2 separate regions of the Homo sapiens genome follow, and region 2 is linked to region 1. A link is a loop called in an ENCODE intact Hi-C map of the cell type or tissue named here. Cell type or tissue: ascending aorta. All regions are shown on one strand. Each heading gives the region's core, and the rest is flanking DNA. Links, peaks and the distances in the headings are about the cores only.

Evidence for each region. Peaks named below come from ENCODE experiments on the same cell type or tissue, not always from the same donor. Only the 100,000 strongest peaks of a DNase experiment are listed, where the experiment ranks them.
Region 2: it touches region 1 in a loop (2.5-fold over the local background); 6 of 110 quality-filtered maps call a loop at or near these places.

Annotation. Positions count from the first base shown.
Region 1 is chr11:65,537,454-65,545,453 of GRCh38, forward strand. It overlaps SCYL1 (SCY1 like pseudokinase 1), which reads left to right. Exons shown (of 18, transcript NM_020680.4): 15 at 356-427; 16 at 514-729; 17 at 817-871; 18 at 989-1,251. The coding sequence ends at 1,113. It overlaps LTBP3 (latent transforming growth factor beta binding protein 3), which reads right to left. Exons shown (of 28, transcript NM_001130144.3): 17 at 5,974-6,096; 18 at 5,652-5,771; 19 at 4,147-4,275; 20 at 3,673-3,840; 21 at 3,418-3,501; 22 at 3,033-3,161; 23 at 2,792-2,929; 24 at 2,560-2,700; 25 at 2,267-2,428; 26 at 2,095-2,175; 27 at 1,875-2,006; 28 at 1,106-1,778. The coding sequence ends at 1,627. Among named protein-coding and RNA genes, the nearest start is that of SCYL1, 16 kb to the left of the region's middle. RefSeq lists enhancers at 551-1,055, 1,056-1,559, 3,165-3,459, 3,676-3,725 and silencers at 2,416-2,615, 2,666-3,425. In ascending aorta, for the core only: CTCF peaks have their summits at 2,837 and 3,600; DNase peaks (open chromatin) are centred at 2,938 and 3,428; H3K4me3 peaks cover 2,154 bases; H3K27ac peaks cover 2,894 bases.
Region 2 is chr11:65,646,799-65,658,509 of GRCh38, forward strand. SIPA1 (signal-induced proliferation-associated 1) reads left to right here. Exons shown (of 16, transcript NM_006747.4): 8 at 1-267; 9 at 586-860; 10 at 2,464-2,682; 11 at 2,763-2,874; 12 at 2,959-3,067; 13 at 3,152-3,253; 14 at 3,340-3,394; 15 at 3,603-3,681; 16 at 3,771-4,114. The coding sequence ends at 3,917. It overlaps RELA (RELA proto-oncogene, NF-kB subunit), which reads right to left. Exons shown (of 11, transcript NM_021975.4): 8 at 11,489-11,701; 9 at 9,057-9,137; 10 at 8,890-8,964; 11 at 6,803-8,202. The coding sequence ends at 7,580. MIR4489 (microRNA 4489) reads left to right here and starts at 2,394; the gene lies at 2,394-2,455. RefSeq lists a silencer at 5,703-5,942 and enhancers at 6,003-6,482, 6,493-6,542, 7,283-7,783. In ascending aorta, for the core only: no CTCF peak of the experiment used is centred there; DNase peaks (open chromatin) are centred at 4,656, 4,953, 5,863, 6,203 and 1 weaker place; H3K4me3 peaks cover 2,159 bases; H3K27ac peaks cover 4,111 bases.

The DNA.
Region 1 (8,000 bases), core at 1-8,000:
TAGAACCAGACCAGTTCTGCTTGGGGGATGGGCTCAGGTTGGGCTGAGGGAGGACTGGGGCTGTCCTCAGAATGGGGCAGAGCTGGGGGCCCAATTTCCCCATCTGGCTGACAGCAGCAGTTTCTGGCCCTCAAGGCTGTTGGAAGGGGCATCTAGATCTCATTCCCCAGCCTTAAAGAGGGGTGAGGGCAGGCCAGGGTCAGCGTCCATTTAATAGATGGGAAACAGGGCCTGAGGAGCAAATGAGGAGGAAGGCAAAAGACAGTGGTGGGGCCCGTGGCTGGGATGATGCTGGGGCGGGCTCACTTGCCCTTTAGCATGGGGTGGGAGTCAGTGGTCCCTTCCCACACTGCAGCAGGAGGCCGAGTCTGTGCTGGCCCAGCAGGACGACTGGAGCACCGGGGGCCAAGTGAGCCGTGCTAGTCAGGTGAGCTGGGTCTGGTGGGGAGGTGTGTGTATGGGGCTCTTTCCTCCTTGGGCCCAGGGCTACTTCCCCCTCCCGCTCTTCTACAGGTCAGCAACTCCGACCACAAATCCTCCAAATCCCCAGAGTCCGACTGGAGCAGCTGGGAAGCTGAGGGCTCCTGGGAACAGGGCTGGCAGGAGCCAAGCTCCCAGGAGCCACCTCCTGACGGTACACGGCTGGCCAGCGAGTATAACTGGGGTGGCCCAGAGTCCAGCGACAAGGGCGACCCCTTCGCTACCCTGTCTGCACGTCCCAGCACCCAGGTACCCAGCACAGGTCTGGCGAGAGGGTAGAGATGGTGGACCTCAGCCAGAAGTGGGCCCCACTGCAGCCCACACTTCTCTTTACAGCCGAGGCCAGACTCTTGGGGTGAGGACAACTGGGAGGGCCTCGAGACTGACAGTCGTAAGTGCTTCCCCTGGGTGGGCTGAAGACTAGGGCTCCCCGACTAGCCCGCCCCTACAGGCCCCCGGCAGGCACTGGCTGGAGAGCTGAGACCGGGGCTCCCCTTCCTGACGCCAGGACAGGTCAAGGCTGAGCTGGCCCGGAAGAAGCGCGAGGAGCGGCGGCGGGAGATGGAGGCCAAACGCGCCGAGAGGAAGGTGGCCAAGGGCCCCATGAAGCTGGGAGCCCGGAAGCTGGACTGAACCGTGGCGGTGGCCCTTCCCGGCTGCGGAGAGCCCGCCCCACAGATGTATTTATTGTACAAACCATGTGAGCCCGGCCGGCCCAGCCAGGCCATCTCACGTGTACATAATCAGAGCCACAATAAATTCTATTTCACACCCCTTGTGCCGGGCTCAGTCTAGCCCCTGGGAGGCGGCTGGGGTCTGGCGCCGCCCTGCGCAGCCCGCGCCCACGTCAGACGTGAACATCAATTTGCTTCGAAAGCCAAGGGTAAAGAGGCACGATCTGATTTATCAGTTTCTAGGAAACACCCTCTGGGAGGAAGGCAGGCAGCGCCCGCCGGAGACCTTACAACCGCCCGCTAACCGGGGAGGGGGGCCGGTAGGGGCGCCTCGGGTCTCAAGGCGCCGGGAGGGTCTGCGGGCCCTGAAGGTCCCTGGGTCCGAGCCACAAGTCGGGGCAGAAGTGAGGCCGAGCTCGCGGAAATCCCTCAGTGATCACCGAGGTCTGGGCCGAGGGCGGCGTCGGCGGCGTCAGCGGCGGCGCTGGGGAACGCAGGCCCCGTGCGGGCGGCTGCGCGCGAAGCCGGCTTTGCAGACGCAGCGGAAGGAGCCGCTGGTGTTCACGCAGCGCTCGCTCTTGCACAGCAGCCCGCGCTGGTTCAGCTCTCGGCACTCGTCGATATCTGAAGGTGAGGGCGACAGGTGCGGCTTCGCTGAGCCTCCAGGCGGCTCCTCACCACCGGCCCCGCCCCTGCCCCCACCCCCGAAGCCCGGCTCACCCACGCAGCGGGCGCGGGAGGCGTCGAGCTGGAAGCCGCCGGGACACTCGCACACGGCGCCGCCCGGCCGCGGCACGCAGCGGCCACTCACGCAGCGACACTCGTCTGAATCCTCCTCTGAACTGTCCTCATCTGCGTGGCCCGGAACAATATGGACTTCAACACTGAGCCCCGGCCAAAGGCTACCAACCCCGCCACCGCCCGACCCGGCAGCACTCACCTCTTGGGGGCTTCCCCAACAGCAGGGGGCTTGTGTCCCAGAAGGAATTGCTCTCGCTCTGCGATGTCGGGCAATGGGACCCTGGGAGGAGCAGAACTGGTCAGCGACGTCCGGGTCCCCGGGCCCTGGCCCCCATCCTCGCTCCCGGCCAACTCCTCCCCGACTGCCTTACCCGCGCCGCGCGGCGGGCACGGTCGGCATTGGGCGCCCCAGCCGCGGCCCTGGCGGCAGCAGCAGTCGTCGAAGGTGAGGGCAGGCCCGGCCAGGGGGCCAGCGCACATGCCGTCCTCTCCGCGCTGGCTCCAGCACACGTCGCGCCGCTCCGGGGCACGCTCTGCGGAAGACACCTGGCATCAGGGGAGGGGCCCAAGGCAGGAACCGCCCGCCTCCGCCCCACCCCACCTGCGCGGGGGCCACGTGACGGACAGGGCCCCGGGATCGGCCAAGGCCAACCCTCGCCCTCACCGGCCGGGCTCTCGGGGAGCTGGCAATCGCGGCCGGAGGGCCCGGGCACCCAGGGCGGGCGACACTCGCAGCGGTAGGAGCCCGGCAGGTTGACGCAGCGGCCAGGGCGGCAGGCTGCCGGGTCCTGGCACTCGTCCACGTCTACGAACAGCGAGGGGGTGGGTGGGGGCCGTCACAGCTCGGCCCGGGCCCCGCCCCTCCCGCGTACCCCACTCCCCGGCCCGGGCCTCACCCATCTCTTCCGGGCTCAGGCACTGGCGCTGCGCGGGACTGTACTCGGCAGGGGGCGTGCAGGCACAGCGGTAGCCGCCGCGCGTGTTCTCACACACTCCGTTCCGGCAGTTGGACTCGTCCAGGCACTCGTCCACGTCTGCAGGGAGGAAAAGCGTGGGTAGCAGGGGCAGGCCCGGGATGGGCGCGGTGGCGCGTGTCTCCCTGCCGCTTCCCCACGGCCGCCGGGGGGCGGAGCTCACCCACGCATTCCAGCAGGTTCCCGTCGTAGTAGAAGCCCTGCTTGCAGTAGCACTCGTAGCCAGGCTGCGTGTTCACGCACTTGCCCTCCTTGCAAATCTCCGACCCGAACAACATGCACTCGTCGATGTCTGCGGGGTGACAAACACTGGCCGCTCCGGTCCCGCAGCTGCAGCCCGGAGGCGTGGGCTGGGCGCACCACCGGAGCGAAGCCATCCCCGGGCGGGGCCTACAGGAGGGGCGGGGCCTACAGGGCGGGGCCTGCGAGGAAGGTGCGGGCGGGGCTTACCCGGCGCGGGCAGCTGACCCAGCGAGTCCCGGCGGGATCCGGGCGAGCCCAACCCGGGGTGAGAGGGCGCGGGGCGGGCGGAGCCGCAGGGCGCTTACCACGGTGGGCTGGGATGCCGTAGTTGACGATGTTGTTGTCCTGGGTGTAGCCCTTTCCGTCTGGGCAGAGGCTGTGGAACTCGGCTGCAGGGGCAGGGCGGCCGTGGGGAGGGAAGAGGCAGGACTGAGCGCGCGCGTGGGCTTAGGGCTGCAGCCCGCCGCCTATTTCCCAACTGCCAGGGGGCGCCATTTCCCACATTTGGCTTCCAGATGAAGAAACTGAAGATCTGGGAAGGGGCCTGCCCGGCTCCTGACCTGAGCTGTAGACTGGGCAGGGGTAGATTTCGCAGTGGTCGCCCCAGCCGGCCCCCAGAGAGCAGCAGCACTCCTGCTGGGTCACGTTGGTGGCCAATACGCTGTCGCAGAACACTGTGTCATCGAAGTTCAGGTAGCACTCCTTCTTGTGGTGGGGCTGCTCCACCTCTGAGGGGCAGACGGCAGCTCAGGGTTGTGCACAGACCCCCCTTGGCCCTGTCCACCCTGCCCACCCACCACAGGTCTTTCCCCCCACATTCCCTGGCTCCCCTTAGCCTCCTCCTGAGAGTTGGCTCTGTTCTCAACGTGGTGTTCTGGACCCTTCATCGTCTGGCCCCACCAGACTCCCCCAGCCAAAAGAGATTTCTTCCGGTTCCCCAAATTTAGGAGGGTGGGGCCAGGACACATCTCTGAATCCCAGCTGCAGCTCAGGGGAGTTGTCCAGTCCGAGGGAGGAGCTGGGAGGACACTCACCCTCACAACCGTGCTGGTCCTGGGTGGGAGTGAAGCCCTCATCGCAGACACACACATAGGAGCCCTGAAGGTTCTTGCAGGCCCCATGGGGAAGGCACAGGCTCGGGTCCTGGCTGCACTCATCTATGTCTGCGGGGCAAGAGTAGCGCAGCTGGAAACCCAGCCCCTCTTTCCCTGGGGCTGCACCTCAAGGGCCTCACACAAGTTCAGAACCTGAATTTCCACTTTGGTTTCAAAGTATGTACAGCAGGAAGTCTGCTGTGTCTGTGCATGTGTCTGAATGTGCATGTGGACATTAGCTGCTGTCCTTCATAACACCTTCAGTGGCTCCCACTAACCTTACAAAACCTAAAAGTATCAGAAGCCCAAATGGAAAGGCCTCAAATGCAATTGAGCTTCCGATACCTTTAGGTCTCATCACGCCTTACTCTAGACCACCCTCCACTCCCCAACTCTGTGCTCAGGGCACCCTCCCCTCCTCTGTAAACACAACTAGCTCCTTCCAGATCTCTATGCTTTGCAATTACTGCTCTTTGGTCCTGGAATGACTTCTCGTGCCTTGCCTTTCCCATGCCTAGGGAACTCCTACTTACGTTTCAGTCCAGTTCAACATTCACCTCCCCATTGCAATTAATCATTAGTCTATACCTTTCTTGGCACCCAGGACCCTGAACTGTCAGAATCAGTTTACATGTTGGCCTCCCCTAGCTGGGAGCCCTGGGTGATTGTTGATTACCTAGTACAAAGCACAGAACCTGGAAAATAGTAGGTGCTCAATAAACTTTTTTTTTTTTTTTTTTTTTTTTTGAGATGGAATCTCACTCTCTGCCCAGGCTGGAGTACAGTGGCGTGATCTCGGCTCACTGCAACCTCCGCTTCCCATCTTCAAACGATTCTTCTGCCTCAGCCTCCCGAGTAGCTGGGACTACAGGCGTGCGCCATCACGCCCGGCTAATTTTTGTATTTTTAGTAGAGATGGGGTTTCACCATATTGGCCAGGCTGGTCTTGAACTCCTAACCTCATGATCCGCCCGCCTCAGCCTCCCAAAGTGCTGGGATTACAGGCATGAGCCACCGCCCCCAGCCTGAGCCACTGCACTCAGCCTAAACTTTTGTTGGATGAATGCATGTGTATGGGTGAGTTGATGGGGAAGACCAATACATTAATATCTGTAAAGAGCTTAACAGAGTGCCTGGCACATAGTAAGCACCACGATAGCACTAACTGTCATGTTTACTGTGATCATTGTTATTCTAGGTGAAAGACTGGAAGGCTGAGCAGATGGATGGGTGGGTGAGTGGAAGGATGAATGGAAGGATGGATGGATAGAAGGATGGATGGATGGATGGATGGATGGATGGATGGATGGATGGATAGATGGATGGATGGATGGATGAAGGATGGTTGGATGGGTGGATGGATGGATGGAGAAAGGCCACAGTGTGTCTAGGGAATTACTGCTCCCTGCCACATCCCTCAGGAACCCTCAGCCAGTCCCCCATACCTTGGCATTTCCTGCCACCCACCAGCCGATGCCCCTGGGGGCAAAGACATCTGTAGGAGCCATTGGTATTGATGCAGTCACCCCCAATGCAGGCTGCAGGGAAGTCACACTCATCAATGTCTGTAGGGGATGGAAGGGGTGGAGAATCTCAGGGGCTGATCACCAACCCCAGCCTGAGGCAGCCAAAGCTTTCTCCCAGAGCCCTGGGTCAGTCCCACGCCCCTATGCCCCAACTGAGATCTGGATTAGGACTGGACCCTGGGGGGTGGGGGTCCTGGGGTAGGGAGGGACAGGTCAGCACCCCAGCTCTAAGATCCCTCACCCTCGCAGTGGCTCCGGTCCCTGGACAGATGGTAGCCAGAGAGGCACTGACACTGGAAAGATCCTGGCGTGTTGCTGCAGATGCCATTGTCACACACGTCCCCAGCCTCACACTCGTCCACATCTGCAGGGCATAGGGGGTGTCAGAGGACCAGGCTGGGTGGTCTTGGGTTTCTACTACTGTTTTCTCACTTCTGCGCATGGCCTGGAGCACCAGAGCTGAGGCCAGCAGCACTCAGAAGCACAGGCCTCACCCTGCTTCTGGGTGGCACACAGTGCCCTGACGACCAGGTCAGGTGCTGCCAGGGTCCCTAGGCCAGGTCTGATGCTAAAGAGCCTCCCCAGCCTCCCCCGCCCTCTCTCCCTGCCCCAGCCGCTTTCACTGCTGCTCCCACCCTTCCCTCACCTGCCATGGCTCCCTTTTTCCTCTGGGGATAAACTCCCTATCCTTGTTCTTCCCACTTTCTTCTGCTCATGCAGTAAAGGAACTTGACCCTCCCCCGGGACACACTTTCCTGAGGCCTCTCTGATGGAGCCAGTTGTTGCCCACATCCCAGACCCCTCCAAGCCTGAGCTCGGCCTCTGAGGTGCCGCCGGCCTCCTGCAGCCTCAGTCCTCCTGTGGCTGTCAGCACCCACCTTCCTCATTCCTCCTGCTCTGTTTTTCTCTCCATCCTGGGAGTTTCGAACATCCGCGTGGACAACCAGGTCAGCCTCTGACCTCACATTCCTGGATCTCTCGGCTTCCGTGACCTTCCCCTCACTCTCAGGGTCCCAAGGGGATTTTCATCACTCAGATCTGCTCCACCCTGGGGCCCTCAGAGGCTGCCTTCTTTCCACTGTTCTCAAGTCCTCACCTCCACCTTCTCTCTCACAGGGCTTGGTGGCCTCCCTCTCAGTCCTCCGAGCTTGCCTGACACCCCCAGACTCTGATAGTTCCCAGCTGGAGCCCAGGGCTTATCATCCCTAGGACTCCCGTCCCTGATCCATAAACACCTCTCCTTCCTCCTCACTGTCTGGCAATGCCCAGTCTCTGGTCAGAGCTGTGGCCTGTGGATCCTGGGTGCGGAGTGGGACTGGAGCAGCCACCAAGCTGAGCATGCTGGAACATACCCACAGGCTTCAGCCTCAGTCCAACAGAGCCTCGTGTGGCTGGCACCTCCCTCTCTGACTCCTCTAAAGCTTTGACTTCCATAAAGCCCCTAGGCAGCCCCATGCCCTGGGATACTTCCAAACCGCCACTGTTCTCCTGAGTCCCCTACTCAACCCAGGCCCTTCACTGTGTATTGAGAGAATTAAAGGTAATCCCCCTTAACCCACTGAACATCGTTATCTACATCCATTCCCCTCCTGCTCCTGTTACAGCAAGAGATGTCCCTTCCGCTGGCTCTCCTCCCTCCTCTCCTGACCCTGCTGCCCTCGTCTCCTGGTCCACTCTCCTGGCATCACCTCCTCAGCCTATACCAAAGCCCCACTTTGGAAGAGCAAGAGTCCCCAGGTCTTGTTCTTCTTCACTTTCTGCCCACATATCTCTGGCCTCTGTCCCTATCATATCCCAAAAGCTACCCTGCCAAGGCTACCAGGGACCTTCTTGCCAAGGAAGGCATCACTAGGATTTCCATGTAGGATTAGGGGGCAGACCCCTAAGTCTTGTCCTAAGACTTATTGTCTCACCAGTTATTATTTTACAAGAACCTCTCTACTGCACTTGGCTCATCCTCCTCCTTCCCTGGAAATATGTCCTCCCCAGCTTCCCAGATGGTGCCCCTCAGGCGCCCCTGCCATCCCTCCCCCACCATCTCCTCCAACGCCTTCCGCAGCCTGCCCCTGAACTGTCAGTGTCCACAAGGCTCTGCTAGATGCTCTGCTTACCCAACCCACCTTGGGTTGGCTAAGCAGGCCCACCCAAGACTCCATAGCTCCCCCGGTCCATGGTCCATCATTCCAGGTGGGTATGCTGGCATCTCCTGCTGAGAGGCTCACAGGCACAATCCATTCAATTTGTCCAATGTGGAGCTCAGCATTTTCC
Region 2 (11,711 bases), core at 1,630-9,629, 110 kb after region 1:
CCCGGGGCGCGGGTCGCCGCCGGGGCTCAGGCGAGCGGCCCCGAAGGCATCGAGGTGCCCTGCCTGCTGGGCATCTCGGCCGAGGCTCTGGTGCTGGTGGCGCCGCGCGACGGCCGCGTAGTGTTCAATTGCGCCTGTCGCGACGTGCTGGCCTGGACCTTCTCCGAGCAGCAGCTGGACCTGTACCACGGCCGCGGGGAGGCGATCACGCTGCGCTTCGACGGGTCCCCCGGCCAAGCCGTGGGCGAGGTGGTGGCGCGCCTGCAGGTGAGCTGGAGTGGTAAACTGGGGCCCCTGCGCGCGGCGGGGCGGAGCCTGCTTTGGACCCCTCCCTCCCGCCGCCTTTGTCCCCTACTCCTGCGGAAGGGAAAGTCGAGGAGGGCAGAGCCAGCCCCGGGGCTTGGCAAGGCCGGAACTGGTGCCCTCGGGTAAGCGACTTCTGGTCTTCATCCCTCGGGCGGTGGCACACGCGGCCCTCGGGGACTGTGGAAAGTTCCGTGTGGCCTGGGACGCAGTCCAGGGGGCGGGCGCTGGGGCGGCCCCACCTCCCGGCAGCCCCGCCCACTCGTCCCGCCCCGTCCGCAGCTGGTGAGCCGTGGCTGCGAGACCCGCGAGCTGGCGCTGCCCCGCGACGGTCAAGGCCGCCTGGGCTTCGAGGTGGACGCCGAGGGATTCGTCACGCACGTGGAGCGCTTCACATTCGCCGAGACGGCGGGGCTGCGGCCCGGGGCGCGCCTCCTGCGCGTGTGCGGCCAGACTCTGCCCAGCCTCCGGCCCGAGGCCGCTGCCCAGCTCCTGCGCTCGGCGCCCAAGGTCTGCGTCACCGTCCTGCCCCCCGACGAGAGCGGCCGGCCCCGCAGGTCAGGGTGCCGGGGACGCGGGGAGGTGGGAGGGCCGGCAGTTGGCCACCGCGCAGTCTGCGCCTCCCGGGTCGCCATCAGCAGTTTCAGGAACCCAGTGTGGATACCTTTCCTTCTGGAAAGAATCTCCCGTCTCTTAGCCCGTCTGAGCCTGTCTCTTCCTGTCTCTGTCTCTCTCTCTTTCTCTGTCCTTCCTTCCTCTCTCTCTCCTCTCTCTTTTTTTTTTTTTTGAGACGAAGTATCCCTCTTGTTGCCCGGGCTGGAGTGCAATGGCGTGATTTCGGCTTACTGCAACATCCGCCTCCCAGGTTCAAGCAGTTCTCCTGCCTCAGCCTCCCTTGTAGCTGGGATTACAGGCATGCACCACCACGGCCGGTTAATTTTTTCTATTTTTAGTAGAGATGGGGTTTCACCAAGTTGGCCAGGCTGGTCTCGAACTCCTGACCTCAGGTGATCCACCTGCCTCGCCCTCCCAAAGTTCTGGGATTACAGGCGTGAGTCACCGCGCCCTGAACCTCTATCTTCATATGTAGAATGGGACCAGTTAAGCGCGTTGCTCCCACTGCTTAAAAGATCAAATAGCAGCCCCCACTATCTTTTTTTTTAAGTATTGGCACCCGCCCACCCAACACACACACTACACACTATTGATAACTTCCTGTGCTAAGCCAGGGGTAGGCAAACATTTTCTGTAAATGGCCAAATAATAAATATTTTAGGCTTTCTGGACCATCTGGTCTCTGCCGCAGCTACTCTGTCGTAGGTAAATGAATAAATAAATGTGCCTGTGTCTCGCTAAAACTTTATAGACACTGAAATTTGGATTTTACATGATTTTAACTTATCATGAAATATTCTTTTGATTTTTCCACTAGTTAAAAATGTAAAATCCGGACCGGGCGCGGTGGCTCATGCTTGTAATCCCAGCACTTTGGGAGGCTGAGGCGGGTAGCTCACCTGAGGTCAGGAGTTCGAGACCAGCCTGGCCAACATGCTGAAACCCGTCTCTAGTAAAAATACAAAAATTAGCCAGGTGTGATGGCAGGCATCTGTAATCCCAGCTACTTGGGAGGCTGAGGCAGGAAAATCACTTGAACCCAGGAGGTGGAGGAGGTTGCCATGAGCTGTGATCGCGCCATTGCACTCCAGCCTGGGCAACAAGAGCAAAACTCCATCTCAAAAAAAAAAAAAAGTAAAATCCATGCTTAGCTCGCAGTACAGAAACTGGCACATCTGCTTTAGAAAAGAAAAGGAAAAGGCACAGGCTGGATTTGGCTACAGACAGTAGTTTTGGGATTTAAGCAATTTACACGTGTTATTTAAATCCTCACAGCACACTATGAGGTTCGTACTATTATCCCCATTTCACAGATGGAGAAATTGATGTTCAGAGTGATTTGCTTGGGATATACAGGGGCAGCACTGGAATTTGAACCATGGTCTGGAAAAATGGCCAGTAACCAGGCAGACATTTTTCACTGTTGTCAGGATGCCGGGGAGCTCTCCTGCTCCTGGAAGTGAGCCTGGCGGGCTGGGGGTGGGGCTAGTGATGCAGGACGCTGGGGACTGGAGAAGTCCTGCCTGACCCTGTCCCACCCCACAGGAGTTTTTCGGAGCTGTACACGCTGTCGCTGCAGGAGCCTAGCCGGCGGGGGGCCCCAGATCCTGTGCAGGATGAGGTCCAGGGGGTGACCCTGCTGCCCACCACAAAGCAGCTGCTGCACCTGTGCCTGCAAGATGGTGGCAGTCCTCCAGGGCCTGGGGATCTGGCCGAGGAGAGGACTGAGTTCCTGCACAGCCAGAACTCGCTGTCACCACGCAGGTGCACACTCTTGGCCTTCCCTCTCCTCCAGGCCTCTGGGAAAGCGGCTTCCCTTTCTGAGCCACCCCTGCTCTCCCCAGCTCTCTGTCGGATGAGGCCCCAGTCCTGCCCAACACCACCCCGGACCTCCTCCTGGCCACCACAGCCAAGCCATCAGTACCCAGTGCTGACAGTGAGACACCCCTGACCCAGGTGAGCAGAAACCAGGCTCTGGAGCCCAACAGCACAGTGGTGACAGTGGGCATCACTGAATCTGTATCCACTTCTGTGGCACAGGACAGGCCAGGCAGTCCCAGTGGCTCTGAGGACAAGGGCAACCCGGCGCCGGAGCTGAGGGCCTCCTTTCTGCCACGTACCTTGTCTCTGCGGAACTCCATCAGCAGGAGTGAGTCTGGACCCAGGAGAGCAGGGGAGGGGTTGGGGGGTGCTCCTGGGCTTCCCTAGCTCAGCCTGCTCCTTGTGCCCACAGTCATGTCGGAGGCGGGCAGTGGGACCCTGGAGGACGAGTGGCAGGCCATCTCGGAGATTGCCTCTACTTGCAACACCATTCTGGAGTCGCTGTCCCGAGAGGGTGAGGCCACCAGGGTGCTGCGGTAAGCCTGGGCAGTGCTCTTGCCCCCTTTCTGACCTGCCCACCTGATCCCTTTGTCCCCACAGGACAGCCCATCCCAGAGAGTGGAGACCCTAAGGGAACTCCAAAATCTGATGCTGAGTAAGCTCCCCAACTCCCCACAGCCGCTTTACCTGCCCACATGACCCCCCCTTCGTGCCTGTCTGCTGGGGTGGAGCTCTGTCCTGGGCTCTGCTGCCACATATGCCTAGAAGACCAGCGGGGCCCCTCTCATTAGCTGGGGCTGGGAGTCAGCTGGTGCACTGCCCCCTGCCTTGGTCCTGCTGAGTCTTGACCCCCATGTCTTCAGGCCAGAGCCTGGGAACCTCTCAGAGAAGGTCTCTCACTTGGAGTCCATGCTCAGGAAGCTGCAGGAGGACCTGCAGAAGGTGAGGGGTGGGCTGAGCTTGGGGGGAGTCACAGGGCTGCCCCAGGAAAGGGGCTGGCGGCTCTGACTCCTGTCTCCCCGGCACCCCAGGAGAAGGCGGACAGGGCGGCCCTGGAGGAGGAGGTGCGGAGCCTGAGACACAACAACCGGCGGCTGCAGGCGGAGTCTGAGAGTGCAGCCACACGCCTCCTCCTGGCCTCCAAGCAGCTGGGCTCACCCACCGCCGACCTGGCCTGAGCCGTCTGGAACCACCTGGGCCCCTGAGGGCACTGTGGTCACACTGGGCCCTCCTCAGGAACTCTCCCTGCGCAGAGGCGTGTCTTAGCACTGCCCCCCTCCCTAGCCCCTTATTTGGTGGCGGAAGTGGCCTCCACCCCTTCCCTGTTTGTAAATATTCTGTGGAGAAAAGAGGACTTCAGGGAGTAAAAAAGCCACTGATGTCTGTGTCTGAACATGTGTCCAAGACAGGGCAGGGCAAGGGGTTTTGCCTCCAGAGGCCCCAGCCAAACTCCTCGGACCAGTCAGGACAGGCCCTGGGAACACTGGCTCAGAGATGGGCTGGCACTCACTGAGGGGTCCCTGAGGCCAGGCCACTGCTTGGCTTCTCTCCCATAACGTTTATTTGGTTCTGCAGGGAAGCAGGTGGCCACACCCCACAGCTACCCTGGCCGTGCATCACAAGGCCCTGTGCCTCAGTGCAGGCCTCACTCTTCTCTCTGAAGCCACTGAGCCCCCAGGCCTTGTCCTCTCTCTACCCACCTGGCCACTTCTTGCAGGGCCCAATTCCAGAGGCGGTGGCATCTCCGCCTCAGTTGACTGGGGCTGTTTCTATGTCCTGGAGGAAACGGGCCCTTGACCCACTTCCCTCCTCACCAGCCTATGGTCCTCTCTGTTCCTCGCGAGGCCAGGCCTTTCCCCGAAGTGGCATCATCAAGTCCAAACTTGGGACTTTGTCTAAATCCTTTGGTTTCTGGACCTGAGGCCCAGATAGGGCAGACTTGCCCAGCATCTCATGCCTATTCCAGTCCCTTCCCTAGGCTGGCTGAAGCTCCATGGTGAGACCTAGGCCCTGGGTCTGTTAACTTAGGTGCTGGCAGGATGAGCTAGGCTCGGAGAAACAGAGCATCTGAGGATCAGGAAGGCTTCATGGAGGAGGTAATATGAGGGCTGAGTTTTGAAGGCTGGGTAGGAGTTCACCAGGCAGAGACGTCAGAGGTATCCTGGTAGGACCAGTCTGGCTGAGGCCTGCTGGACTAGAGCCAAGGCACACCCAGGAACCCAGCGTCAAAGAAGCCAGATCAGAAAGGGTTGTGAAGGTGCACTAGGGATCCTGGGTTAGCAGTTCCCAAGACTGCCACTTTTTCCTGGTTGTGGACTAGTGTGGAAGGCTGTGGTCACTGAGGGTGTGTCTGCAGAAAACTCGGATCTGGTCTTGTGGTTGATGTTTGAAGGGAGATTGATGGGGTGAGATCTGGATGTCAGAGCTCTTTGGCTGCAGGGAGGCGGCTGTAGCCGCAGTCCAGTGGGAGGTCTAGTGGTGACTTAAACTCAGTGATAGCAGTGACAGTGGGGAGAAGTGGGCAGATTTTCCAGGACCTCGTGGAAGGACTGGACGCAAGTTACTAAGGGAAGAGGCGGCATCTACGGTAGTGGCCAGGTTTCCGGCTGGAGCCCTTGGAAGGTGGCAGGGCCAGGGCTGACAGGGAAAAGGAGAGGCAGGCTGGGGATGGCTGAGGTCATTTGGAACAGGATGAGTTTGAGAGGCCCGAGGACGTCAGAGTGGAGATGTCCAGGGGCTGGTGCGCAGGGGAGAGAGATCTGGGTTGGATACGAGGACTTGGAGCTGCTGAGCCATGAGCATGATGGGGTCATTCACGAATGAGAGAAGAACCAGGAGAGGTCTTCGTGGGTCACGGGAGGTCGCGGGACCGAGAAAGCCAAGAGGAGGGAGGCGCAGCCTGGGCTGCAGGGCCTTGGCTCCCTGGTTTCCCTCTGGGCCTCGGGTCGCGGACCTCCGGTCGGGGTCCCTGCGCAGCTCAGCCGTCGGCTTCCTCAGCGTTAGGAGCCTTCTCACCCCGCCCGCTTCCTCCCCGACCCCGCCTCCCAGGCGCTCCCCGGCAGCTTCGCCCGGGTCCTGACCTGGCCACCGCGAGCCCGGGCTCCGCCCCTCGCGTGGGAGTTCCGCCGAGGCCCGCCCTCGCTCCAAGCCCCGCCCCTGGCCGCCCCCCCGGAGCCGGAGCCCCGTGGAAAACGCCACTTCCTCGACGGAATTGGCCTGCCGTCTCGCCGGCGCCGCCCGTCGGAGCCTGCACCCAGGGCCTTTTCTGTTCCTAGGAGACTCGCTGAATTTTGGGACGCGTCCCGCTGACGATAACTCCTTTTCCCCTGCTATTGTCCTCCCGCGACGGTGCGAAGCCCAAACGAAGACGCCATCGGCCTCGGCGGGGATTTTCCCCAGACGCTGGACCCGGCCTCCGGTTGCTGCGGGCTCCTTGTGCGCCTGCGCAGTCGAGAAGGGGGCCCACGCCGGCCAGCGCTTTTTGCTGCTGCGCTTGCGCTGGGGCAAAGCGGAAGTACGTCCAGCTGTAGCCCTTGTGGGCTGCGGCTGGGCCTTTGTTTTGGCTTCCTGAGGCTGTGGATTGAAGATTTCACCGTTCCTCCCAGAACAGAGTATCAAAGCATCGGTGGGCCGGGTAGATCTTTACCTGGCACCACACATTCCCCAAGAGAAGCACACACTCCCTGGGCCACCCAAGGAATTTGGCCCCATCACATCTTTCGAACATCGTTTCTCTTACCTCTGACGCTGGCTAGTCCCTCTTTGACATCCACTCTCAGCTGATCTAAGACCTGGAGCTAATGGGGCCTCTTGGAAGACTCCTGAAACTGCTCCATCCCCACAGCCAGCGGGCTCTACTAGGCTCTCAGTGTGCTAGGACTCTTGCCTTAGCTGCCCGTTTTCATCCACTGGACGGTAACTCGGGGTTTCCAAGGGCATTCTCAGACTGCAAGCTCTCAGAGGACAGTGCACGCATTCACCCAGCTCTCTACCACCAATGTCTGGCCTGATGTGACTAGCAAAATGTGTGCTCAGTGTTTGCTGAAAAAAAGCGGATCTCTAGCCAGCTTGGCAACAGATTTATTAGTTCAGAGTAGAAAGAGCAAGAGTCCAAGTGCTTTGATTGTTCAGTAAAAACTATGCCTCCTGACTGGAGAGCTGCCAGCCTGCTCTCCCCCACTCTTAACAACTTACCCTACTATTAAGGCACTTGAGAAGAGGGAGAGCAAGGAAGTCCCAGACCAAACCCCTTCTGGATCCTGGAGAGAGCCAGTGCTGTTGCACTGGTTTCCTTCAGCCATGGTTGAGCAAGGAAAGAGCCGGCAGAGACCTCTGTAGGGCAGGAAGGCCAGCCCCTCAAACGCTGGTGTTAGGCACAGGGACAATGCCAGTGCCATACAGGGGCTGGTATCTGGGGCGTTATTTTGATTAAGCTGTAATGAATCCATGATGGAAGACACTTGATAAGGCTTTGTGGGCTCAAAGGCCTTACCTCCAGCCTGCTTCTGTCTCTAGGAGAGTACCAGAAGCTGGAGGATGGGGATGGGGGACCCCAGAGTTCCCTACAGAGAAGGGAGCTGACCATCAGGACAGGGGAAAAGTTTGAGTTTCCCCAGCTCCCCCCTTTCCAGAGAAGTTAATGCTTCTGCTTAAGCACCTCCAAAAAGAGAGAGAGATACAGATACTGACAATAAAAGAATAAAATATGGCTCCCCCCTCCAAGGAAGACATCCACAAAGTTGGGGGCAGTTGGAACACACCCCACCAGAATCCGTAAGTGCTTTTGGAGGGCTTCAATCCCCTGCAACCCAGTGCTCTGGGGAGGGCAGGCGTCACCCCCTTAGGAGCTGATCTGACTCAGCAGGGCTGAGAAGTCCATGTCCGCAATGGAGGAGAAGTCTTCATCTCCTGAAAGGAGGCCATTGGGGAGCCCCGGGGCCCCCAGTGGAGCAGGAGCTGGGTCGGGGGGCCTCTGGGCCCCTGTCACTAGGCGAGTTATAGCCTCAGGGTACTCCATCAGCATGGGCTCAGTTGTGTGGGGGGCCACAGGTATGCCCTGGTTCAGCAGCTGCTGAAACTCGGAGTTGTCGACGGATGCCAGGTCTGTGAACACAGCTGGGTCTGTGCTGTTGCCAAGCAAGGCCCCCAGGTCTTCATCATCAAACTGCAGCTGCAGCAGGGCCTCTGACAGCGTTCCTTCCCCAGCCTGGGTGGGCTTGGGGGCAGGTGGGGCCACAGCCTGAGGAGGGCCTGGGGCTAGGACTGGGACAGGGGCTGGGGCCTGGGCCAGAGCTGATACCATGGCTGGAGCAGGGGCAGGGGCTGGAGCCTGGGGCAGGACTTGGGGAGGGGCCGGGGCCAAGGCCGAGGCCTGGCTGATCTGCCCAGAAGGAAACACCATGGTGGGAAACTCATCATAGTTGATGGTGCTCAGGGATGACGTAAAGGGATAGGGCTGGGGTGCTGGAGGAGAGAGACAGAGAGGCAGGGGTCAGAGAAAGCCCTAGAGATCCACCCCGTCCTCTGTACCCCAGCCCCTCTTCATGGTGCTCAGGCTCAATCCCTCTCTAGGGAGTCACTGCCAACACCCTATCTCCTTCCTCTTACCCCATCTGACCCAGCCTGTAGGGTCCAGTTCTAGCCACACCTCCACCTTGGAGTCCTCCCTGACTACTCAAGCCCACGAAACTCTTCCAGCCTTTTAGAGGAAGGGACACTTGGAGAGATAAGCTGGACTCCTCAGTTTACAGCTGAAAAACTAAGTCCTGAGAGGCAATGAGCCCATGGAGCACCAAGTGAGCAGCGGCCTGAAGTGCAGAGCTTGTCAGTTTTTGAGCCTCGCACAGGCACACACATCTTGCTAATTTAGAGGTGATTTTTGTTCCCCCAATTCAAGTGAGAGATGAGAGCAGAGATTCTGCATTTTTAACTTCTGATTCCCAAGATACCCAATATAGAATTTAAGTGGCACGGTGGTTCCCAGGCTTCAGTGTGCATTAGCATCCCAGGAAGTCGCTGGTTCCTGCGCCATCCTTTCAAAGCCTCTGATTCAGTAGGTCTGTAATGGGGCCCAGGAGTCTTCATCTCCACTGCTCCTCAGCTGAACAGAGCTGAACCTGTCGTTCCAGTGGGACAAAAGGAAATCCTTACCTGGCTTGGGGACAGAAGCTGAGCTGCGGGAAGGCACAGCAATGCGTCGAGGTGGAGGCCGGGGGTCGGTGGGTCCTGTAGGGCAAGGGCTAGGTCAGTTCTCAGCCCCAGGGTGTCCCCTCCCTGCCCGCTGCCTTCCTCTCTGGCTTTCCCAGTCCCCATCTCACCGCTGAAAGGACTCTTCTTCATGATGCTCTTGAAGGTCTCATATGTCCTTTTACGTTTCTCCTCAATCCGGTGACGATCGTCTGGGAAAGTAAGGGGGAGAAGTGGGACTTGCTCTCCTCAGGTGGGTCCCCGACGCTCTCAAAGGTCCCTCAGGAGGAAGGGGAGGAGCCAGGCTTTCCCAAGACCCATTCTCCCAACCTTCTCTGCCAATGAGAAGGGATGTGTGACACTCAGCAGTTCTGAGAATCCCACAGCTTTTGGAGGCCTCTGTTGGCTGAATCTGCCCCTCTAAGACCACATGGTGAGGCCGAGTACAGGGGCCATGCTCTGGGCAAAGAGGAGACCTGGGGGGCCCCAGCCTCCAGCTCACACCTTCCTGCACTGCTCACATCCTGGCTCATTGTCAGCCTCCACCCAGGCCTGGCGAGAATTTCTTGGCACTCTGGGGCAGCTGAGGCACAACTGCCTTAAGACTTCAGCAGAGACTCTTATTCTTATCTCTAATGGTTTCATATTTTAGTCAGAGCTTTCAGAACTGTCTTTCTAATTACAGTGGTATTTCAGTAGCTCCAAAGCACTTCAATTCCATCAATTCAAAGACAACCTCATCATCCCTCAAAAACTAGGTTCTTTCTCCTGCATTCCCTGACCATCCGCCATCTGCCCTGTCACCAAAGCTAGAAACCTTGGAATGATTATCTTCTTTTCTCTCACTCCCCGCCAGTAACTTGACATATATTTATCAAGCACCTACTATGTGCCAGCCTCCCTTCTAGACACTGGGGATGTGGCCGTGAGTATGCACACAAGGTGTCTGCTCCCAAAAAGTTGGCATCCTAGTGAAAAAGTGAGAGGGACACAATCATATATACAAACCAGAAAATCTCGGCCAGGCGTGGTGGCTCACGCCTGTAATCCCAGCACTTTGGGAGGTCGAGGCGGGTGGATCACGAGGTCAAGAGATCGAGACCACCCTGGCCAACATGGTGAAAACCCCGTCTCTACTAAAAATACAAAAAATTAGCCGGATGTGGTGGCGGGCGCCTGTAGTCCCAGCTACTCGGGAGGCTGAGGCAGGGAGAATCACTTGAACCCGGGAGGTGGAGGTTGCAGTGAGCCGAGATTGCACCACTGCACTCCAGCCTGGGCGACAAGAGTGAGACTCTGTCTCAAACAAACAAACAAAACCAAACCAGAAAATCTCAAGTGACGGTGGTCCAGGGACGATATGGTGATGTAACAATACTGGAAGTGAGGTCAGGACAGTCTAAATGTAGAGGGAAGGGCTAATTTAGAGGTCAGGGAAGGACTGGCATGAGCCACTTGCATTAAAACCTTGGGCATTCCAAGCAGAGGCAACAGCTAGACACAGGTCCTGAGGTGAGACTGAGCTTGGTCTGTAAGACGCAAAACGGCTGCAGGGCTGAAGGGTAACTGAGGACAGTGGTGGAGATGTGATCTTGCTCTGCTATTCCTTCTGTAAGGTTTGTGCCGCATCTTCTCTTCCTGGACTACAGCAACATTTCCAGAATGGCCTCCCTGCTTTGAGTCTGTCTGTCTCTGATCTTCTACACGTGGCCTCCTGAGTCAACTTCCAAATCTGCTCCTGTCACCTCTCTGCTTAGAGGCCTTCAGCTTAACCAGGCCCTCCAATCTCTGAGCCTGCTCACTGCCCAACATCAGCTCAAACCACGAAGGTGGCCCTGAATAGGCCGTGCAGTTGCCAACACCCCTTCCCTTCCAGGTGCTGGGCCACCTGCCTGGAGAACACACTTCTGTGTCTTTCTCCAGCTTCAATGCCACCTTCTCCATGCAGCTGTCTCCAGCTCCCCGGAGGCCACTGTGCCCCCGTGCTTCTCTGCGCACACCTCCATTTCACATGTCATTCCGTGACTTAAGGATCTGTTTTGCACATTTGTCTTCCTCAAGTGACTGAGACTCTGAAGGGCAGGGAGCATGTCTTACTCATTTTTTGTATTCACAATACCTGGCACAGGCCCTGGTACCAAGTGGACACTCAAACCTCGACCAAAATGTGGCTGGGCTGTATGGTAGTGACAAGACAACCAGTGTGGCAAAAGGATCCTGAAGCCAGATGGCCTGGGTTCCAACGCTGACTCTGCTAGACTCTGCTACTTACTAGCCACGTGAACCCAGGCAAGTTGGACACTATCTCCTACTTCAAAAGGGTCATGAGATTAAAATCAGGTAATCCAGTGAAGTGCCTGGAATAGGGGCAGATGTGTAGTACTAGCTCAATGTCTGAGGTATCATTATTATTAAATGAGGCAAGAAATGGATTCCAGTTTCTTGGATCCCAAGCTCTGACTCCAGCTTCTGGCCCTCAACCACAGCCCCAGACATGCAGTCTTGGCCTCTCTCTCACGGCACAGAGCCCAGCTGCCCTGATGCTGCCACCCCAGCTGTGTACCTGTATCTGGCAGGTACTGGAATTCCATGGGCTCACTGAGCTCCCGGTCGGAAGGCCGCCGCAGCTGCATGGAGACACGCACAGGAGCCTGCAGGCTGGGGTCTGCGTAGGGAGGGGTCCGGAACACAATGGCCACTTGTCGGTGCACATCAGCTTGCGAAAAGGAGCCTCGGGCCTCCCAGCCTGGTCCCGTGAAATACACCTCAATGTCCTCTGCAGGAGA